Regions from separate parts of the Homo sapiens genome. Here all the other regions are linked to region 3. A link is a loop called in an ENCODE intact Hi-C map of the cell type or tissue named here. Cell type or tissue: gastrocnemius medialis. All regions are shown on one strand.

Region 1 (2,500 bases), 340 kb before region 3:
TTACAGCTGACTCCTGCAGAAATTGCTGAATGTGCCACTCATTTACCAGTTTTCATAATAATAGCAGCTAATATCTATAGTGCTTACTATACTCTATGCTCTGTATACTACTTTCATATATTAACCTATTTAAAACTCACAGCAACCCTGTGAGGCAGATACTATTATTATCCCCCTTTTACAAATAAGGATTGAAAGTTTATGTAACTTTCCCAAGGTTACCCAGCTGGAGAACTGCAAAGCCAGGATTTTGACCCAGTCACTCAGCTCCAGAAACTGTGTTCTTTATAGATAATCTTGTATTATTCATTAACTTTTTATATCTACTCCCGTCTTCCCAATCAGATTCTTTAAGGGTAGTTACTACATCTCCTGTCTCATTTTATCCCTTCCTGTAGCCACTATAAAGTTTTGCACATGGTTAGTTATTACCGTTTGCTGTCCATGTCTGCCTTAAAGTTGTCTTAAATTCTTTCTGGGGAAAAAGGTGAAATATAAATGATCAAGAAGCTATGGAGGTTTCTTGCACATCAGTCTCCCTGAAAATCTATGACCAGACCTTACAAAGACTTTTGTCATCTTCCTTGAACCAGATAGTCTGGAAAACCTAACTTTACAGAATGAATGAATTTTAGTAAGGGCTAAAAAGTGAATTCCATGCTCTCCTACCCTCTGCTTCACATACACCAAGTTTCAGCATATTAAAAATTATTTTCACAGGGAAAACAATTCTGAAGAAAATAATTCTCAAATGCATTAAATACAAAATTATTTTTGCAGAAGGTTTGGGGAGGGAAGTCAGACTTTTGAAATGCTGGTTTGTAATGTTATCCTAAAAGAACTTTTTGCAACATTTCAATTTGTAGAATGTATCATTCTAAACGTATGATTGCCTATGAGGTCAGGAACCTTGTCTGATAACACATTTATATTGTTCAGAGCACCTAGCATAGTGATAGGCACATATTAGTTTTTAAAAATTTCTCTGAATTGATTTTCCCAAATTATTTTGCCATCACTGCTTTTCCCAGAATATATTAATTTCTTCCAAGCCTATGGATTCCCCTCCTCAAGCCTTCCAGCTCCTGCCAGCTTTGTTCTCTTTGTTCATCTTCTTCTGGGCCATTGCACTGTCTACTTGAGTTAGCCTGTAATATCATATTTGCCAGCAGGTGCTGCCATTTGCCACAGGATTTGCCAATTTTCAAAATTCCCTAAATCTGAGACTCCAGATTGTGTAAAATAGTACAGTGCCTAATTTATCAACTTGGCAGGTTTGAAGTGCTATAAAATCAGTTACTTAAAATGAGTGATACTTGTGCTGCATAATTTTAATGAGCAGAGCTCCACTGCTCTATTAAGACAACAGGGGACCACATTGAGAAAACAAGCAGCAAGAATGTGAGGTTAAAAGAATAACAGGAAAACCCAGTGGGGACAACATGTTCAATAAACAACTGACTTTCTCATTGACTCATCTTAGTATCTTTCATATCTGTCCTTCATTTCCATTTCCACACGAAGTCAGCCCTTTATTACCTCATATGAAAATTAATCCAGTATCTGTAGGTCTTTTCTCCCTGTCCCCAGGCTCTTCCCACTCCTAGCCATCTTGTGTATTGCTGGAATAACCCTCCTAGCATCACACTAAAAACCTTTAATGATGTCCAAATGCCATCATCAAGGCAGTCCTCTGCAGTGTGGCACACCAGGCCCAATAATGCAGTCTCAAATTACCTGTCCAAGCTTACTTTCAATTGTTCCCAGATTCTCCACTTTGACAAGGCAGGGGTTTGTATTCTTCCCTGCAGATAAACTCATTTCCATCTTAGTACCTTTGTGTCTGCTAATCTACCACCTTCCTTCTCTTAATTCCTTAGTCACTGCTATTGCTATATTAATTTCCCAGGAGTAACTAAATGCATGGAATATTGCTGGTTCATATAAACCCTTCTCCCACTATCCCTGGGAACATCTGGAATACAGGACAAGTATTCTACAACAAGACAGTATTAATGAAATACAACACTCTATAACATTTATATAATGCATTAAATAAGTAGACAACATGCAGATAATTCCTGGGAGATGTCGGTCAGCACAAGCCCTTCTATGTACCCACAGTCATTTTTGCATTCCCAGCTGAAATGTGATTTTGAAGCAGTCTCATCTCAGGACTTGTCTTGACTGCACGAGTGGAATCTCAGAGGTAGCTGGCAAATCCTCTGCTCCATGTAAAGCACCATGTTTCTTCTCTGCAGCCCAACCTGCGGTTTCCTAATCTCCTGACTTCCTGAAAGTCACAGGCTATACTATGTTGTTGTCTGCCCCACTGCTCTGGACCTAAGGCACGGAAATCATAGCATCCACTGGTATCACCAGAGGGAAGGGTGCTCCCAGAATGTTCCCCTTTTCTATATTTTCATATGCTGACCAGACTCACTTTCCAATTCCAGGTAGTCCTCTAAGGGTTTTCCTGCCCTCTCAGTCAGCCAGCACC
Region 2 (2,500 bases), 120 kb before region 3:
CAGGAGATGGAGGTTGCAATAAGCTGAGATTGTGCCACTGTGCTCCAGCCTGTGTGTTGGAGTGAGACTCTGTTTCAAAAAAAAAAAAAAAAAAAAAGCAAAGTCATGCTTATTGGTGTATGTGCCACTTTCTCAGTTTGTGTCCTCTCATCCTGCCATCCCCCCTTTACCCTGACATCAGCTGCCTCAAGGAGAAAACTAAGTGCCCTGGAGAAATTTTAAAGAAGAGGAGGGACCTGAACTTTCATGGCTTTATTGGATACGGGTTACCAGATCACCATCCTTGGTCCCATGTGGGAAGGGAAAGCTGAACCCAGGGCTTGCCAAAAGGGCTGAAGATGAAGGGGAAGAGCTACCGTAATATTTCACCTCCTTGAGCGAGGTTGCTTTCCAAATATCAGAAGCTACATGAGGGAGGAAACAACTGCAGGGTTTGGACACCAACCCTGGAGCGAGCAGCCAAAGGAGAGAAAAAGTCTACACAGTGCTCCTCATGTCCTTATCGTCCTTTTCCACTCCCAGTACTCTCTGCTCCCCAGATTTTCAGCCTGGAGATATTACAGGCATTTTGTGGCCATTGTAAGCTGTCACATACCAACACTCTGTAGATTGTCAAATTTATGAATGTACCATTTCATAATTTCTGGAAACATGTTTTCTCTTAGTACAGTTCATTAATATGGCATAAGACATGTTTACTGGCAGACTCAAATATCTTTATTTCCTCTGTAATAAGAAGAACTAAATTACTATAGCCCTTGACATGTGCCTGTGAGACACCTTGGTCCGTGTTTTAGTATAGGATCTGTATCTGAATTCAACTGCTAGATTTGAGGAAAGTTTACCAAGGGATATGATGTTAAATTGACCTTGTGGGTAAAGCCCTTGGGCTGATTTCATGTACAAAGTTTACTCTATTAAATAAACGGTTGGGTCTGGTTCTCTGATAGCTTAAGTGAAAAGCTAATGGTGTCCACTGGGTGGCAGCCACCCTCCAGCTCCAAGGACAGTCTAAAAGATTAACTGGTAAGGGCTGATCCAGCACAATGGGCTGAATTAAAAGCCATTTTCTTGGACCAGGGGTTGAGAGACTTCAGTCTGTGTGCCAAATTTGGCTACAATCTGTTTTTCTATTGCTCTTAGCTTGGGAGGATTTTTACATTTTTTAAAGCATTGGGGGAAAAAGAATACACACTTGAGACTGTATGGGGCTTGCAAAGCCAAAACTATTTACTATCTGCTCTTTTCAGAAAACAAGTTTTCTAACTCCTACCTTAGACAGTATTCCTAAGGATTAAGTTATGATATCTTTTTCCTGAGTGTTGGGCTCTTGCCAGTTACTTCACTTGGGTAGTAATAGTAGATTACAGAGACACCCCTCCATGGAGACATAAGCTATGAACTGCCATTTGGAAGGGCTGGGTCACTCATGTTGATGCCTAGAGTAAGTGCCTGTTTTTACAATTAGTCTGAATGGAATCAAGCTGCTGGTCAAGCCTGCACTTGTTAGTGCCTTTCAATCTGGAAACTTGTCTTTTTTTTTCTTCTTCTTCTTTTTGAGGCAGGGTCTTGCCCTGTCACCAGGTTGCAGTGCCGTGGTACGAGATGGTCACTATAGCCTTGACCTCCCAGTCTCAAGCAATCCTCTCTCCTTAGCCTCCCATGTAACTGGAACTACAAACACGCACCACCACACCTAATTTTATAATTTTTTTGTAGAGACAGGGTCTCACTATGTTGCCAAGGGTCTCGAACTCCTGGGCTCAAGTGATCCTCCTGCCTTGGTCTCCCAGAGTGCTAGGATTACACTCATGGGCCACCATGCCCGGCCATTGTCTTTCATTTTTGGAAAATTTTCATATATTATTTACTTGATCAGCCCCTCCCTTCTTTTTTCTTGTTTTGTTTTTCTGGAATTTCTGTTTGGATGTTAGAGTTTCTCAATTTCCCCCCCAATTTTCTTAACTTTTCTTTCCTATTGTCTGCCTTTTGTCCTACTTCTTGGTAGTTTCTTTTCCCTACCTTTGTTTTCAAACCTTCTAATACAGTTTATGTTTCATTTACATTTTTAAATTCCAAGAATTCTTCCTCCAATGCCTGTTTGTAATAATACCCTGTTCTTATGTCAAGTACACAATTTGTCAGTCTCCATCTAATAAAATCACAGTGTGGTTTTTTAAAGACTATTCTGTTTCTTGCATTGTTTATTCCCAAATCCTTTTTGTTTGTTACTGCGTTTAGTTTAATCTGTGCTATTTATGATGCAAGCTTTCTTCACATATCTTGTGATTCTTATATGCAGATTTATATTTAATAGGGAGGCAATAAATATGAGTTGGCTTTTCTATGTAATAGGACAGGCCTTATAACCCAGTGGACTTCATTGTAGGGTTATTAGGTAGGTATCCAGAGGTACTCATAAATGTCACTATCATAGGGCATTTTCTCTTGGGCTGTTTAGTTCCTTCTGAGAAAAACTTTTAACTTCCTACCTGAATGG
Region 3 (2,500 bases):
AAATTAAGGACATTGTTCACCGTACTCTTATCATATGCTGGAAATGTTAACATTGAGACAATAATATCATAAAATATAACATACAAACCTATTTTTAGATTTCTCCAATTATCTCAAAATATTATTTATAGATTTTTTGATTCAGTATTCTGTGAGGGATTATAAATGATAATTTGATAGTGATATGTCTTCACCATTTTGTTATATATTGTCAGAAATTTGATGTAGAATAATTCATATGTTAGCAACTGTGGAAAGTGTTGCCAATTATGAAAAAAATGTAAATTTAGATAATTTAGAAATAGTCCACTAAGACTTTTATTATATAGTTGATTATATTAATTAAAGTAACTTGAATTCCTTGACAGTTTACTTATGTATAATGAGTGTTCATGATGCCCTAATTGAATTTTTATTTTTTTAAAATTTAATTTTTAAAAATAATAATAATACAGTAAAAAACCCTTTGTGATCTTTCTTAATAGTCACATCATCACTCTACCCTGCCTATCACAGATCTGTTTTACATCACTATAGTTTGTGTTTTTAAGAATGTCAAATAAATAGAATCAGAAAGTATGACCAGCTTCTCTCAGAGTAGAGTCTCTGAGATATATCCAAGTTGTGTATGTCAATAATTTATTCATTTTTATGGTAGATAGTATTCCATTGTACATATATACCATAGTTTGTTTATCTACTAACCCATTGAAAGACATTTGGGTTGCTTCCAGCTTTTGGCTGTCACAAATAAATCTACTGTTAATATTTGTATATAAGTTTTGGTATGAACATAAGTTTTCATTTCTCTATAAATACCCAGATGTACAATTGCTGGCTCATATGATAAATGTATACTTAACATTATAAAAACCCGCCAAACTGTTTTCCAACATCTGCATCATTTCAGTATTAGGCTCAATCAATTGTCTTATCCCATGTGAATTTGTATCCTGTATTACTTTATAAGACTCTGAGTCTTATTTAGATCCTGTGGAAAATATTGATATTTTTGTTTTGGCCTTCTGTGGATTGTGTGGTTCTAACCTTGGCTCTATTTTACAAGACTTTGGTGTGCAATTTGGATCTGTCATGAATGTGTACCCTCTAGTGGTCACTCTGGGACCAGCTTGTAGATCTGTTCTTAGCTAAGGCCTTTAAATATTTGATATGCTAATTAGTATCAAATCCATAAATGGGCAGATCCAGGGTGAGTAAAAGTTCAAAACAACTTTATGTAGTTGCTTTCCTGGTCTCCCTTCCCTAAGTACTTTCTACTTCCCTTGGGGCTGTTTTTTTTGTTATTGTTGTTCTTCAAAAAAGAAATTGTTTCTTTCTGCAGTTTTACGACATCCTCACACCATTTAGCACTGGTGATAAGATGCCACCAAGGCTACATGGTGGGAAGACAGGGACATAGGGAAAAAATTCTACAGGGTTTGGTGCTGCCCTTTTGGCATTGCTGCTTCTCTGAAAGGTAGGTCGACCTCCCTCAGAGTTTTGACTCCTGCAGTCTCTCATTTCTGTCTTCTTTTATTTTAGCTGCCATGGGACTGTTCAGGGTTTGGGGCATAGAAAAATGAGGAAGAGGAGAGGGGGAAACAAAATAACCTGGAGATTTCTCCTACTCTTTCTCTGTCTGCACTGTAAGTGTTCAGAAAATTTCTCCTGGACCTCACTCACACCACATAGTGCTCAGTTCTGGGTTTCTGGCTTCAGAGGTAGTGGAGGAAAATAAATGTTAAACTCAACATTGGTATTCTTCCCTCATCTGTCTACTAGTGTTAACTTTTCAGAGTTTTCAGATAAGTCTCTAGCCAGGTTTTTTAGTTGAATTAGCATGAGATAAAGAGAGTCTGGTCTTATTTCATCTTACTGGAATCAGGACCCCTAATTGATTTTTAAATGGTATTGTTGATACAATTGTCAGGCCATTTATTTCAGTATTTCACTAAGTAACTTCTAAACTGTGAAAAAAGTAATTATAAAATAAACATCAGGTATTTTTGTTCTTATTTGTATCTTTGACATGAGATAAAGTTTGTGGAAGATTTAACAAGAACATCATAAGAAGTTGACTATAAATTAGATGTTAATTCATTAATTTATTCACTCCACAGAAATTAAACGAGTACTGACTCTTGGCCTGGGATTGCAGATATTATAATGAACAAGATAGGCAGAGCTCCTTCTCAGGACGGGTTAATAGATTTGAGACAGTCATTTATAGTACATTGTAAAAAAAAAAAACAAAACTGCCCCAGAGTTAATGTTAAAAATTGTTTTATTATTTTTTCTTTAAGATAAAACTTTTAAGGGGTCAGGACTCTGGTAATGTTGAATGTACATTAATGCATTTATGTATGGACATAGCTGAGGATTTTGTTAAAATGTGCCTTAAATGATTACATAAATTAAATAAGCAATTTGTTCAGCAGGTTAAAAGGAAGATATTTCATATTTTTGTAAATGAACACATGAAATTTTTTCCTTTAAGATT

Evidence for each region. Peaks named below come from ENCODE experiments on the same cell type or tissue, not always from the same donor. Only the 100,000 strongest peaks of a DNase experiment are listed, where the experiment ranks them.
Region 1: it touches region 3 in a loop (12-fold over the local background); 5 of 110 quality-filtered maps call a loop at or near these places.
Region 2: a loop joins it to region 3, with 9 times the contacts of the local background. A loop is called at or near these places in 21 of 110 quality-filtered maps.

The regions. Positions count from the first base shown.
Region 1 is chr14:66,400,473-66,402,972 of GRCh38, forward strand. No RefSeq gene overlaps it. Among named protein-coding and RNA genes, the nearest start is that of CCDC196, 85 kb to the right of the region's middle. In gastrocnemius medialis, a CTCF peak has its summit at 1,171 (motif pointing right); no DNase peak of the experiment used is centred here.
Region 2 is chr14:66,623,542-66,626,041 of GRCh38, forward strand. All of the region lies in intron 1 of GPHN (gephyrin), which reads left to right. Among named protein-coding and RNA genes, the nearest start is that of GPHN, 120 kb to the left of the region's middle. In gastrocnemius medialis, a CTCF peak has its summit at 966 (motif pointing right); a DNase peak (open chromatin) is centred at 1,000.
Region 3 is chr14:66,745,374-66,747,873 of GRCh38, forward strand. All of the region lies in intron 2 of GPHN (gephyrin), which reads left to right. It overlaps LOC124903332 (a long non-coding RNA gene), which reads left to right. Exons shown (of 2, transcript XR_007064219.1): 2 at 1-2,500. Among named protein-coding and RNA genes, the nearest start is that of GPHN, 240 kb to the left of the region's middle. In gastrocnemius medialis, a CTCF peak has its summit at 1,115 (motif pointing left); no DNase peak of the experiment used is centred here; H3K27ac peaks cover 223 bases.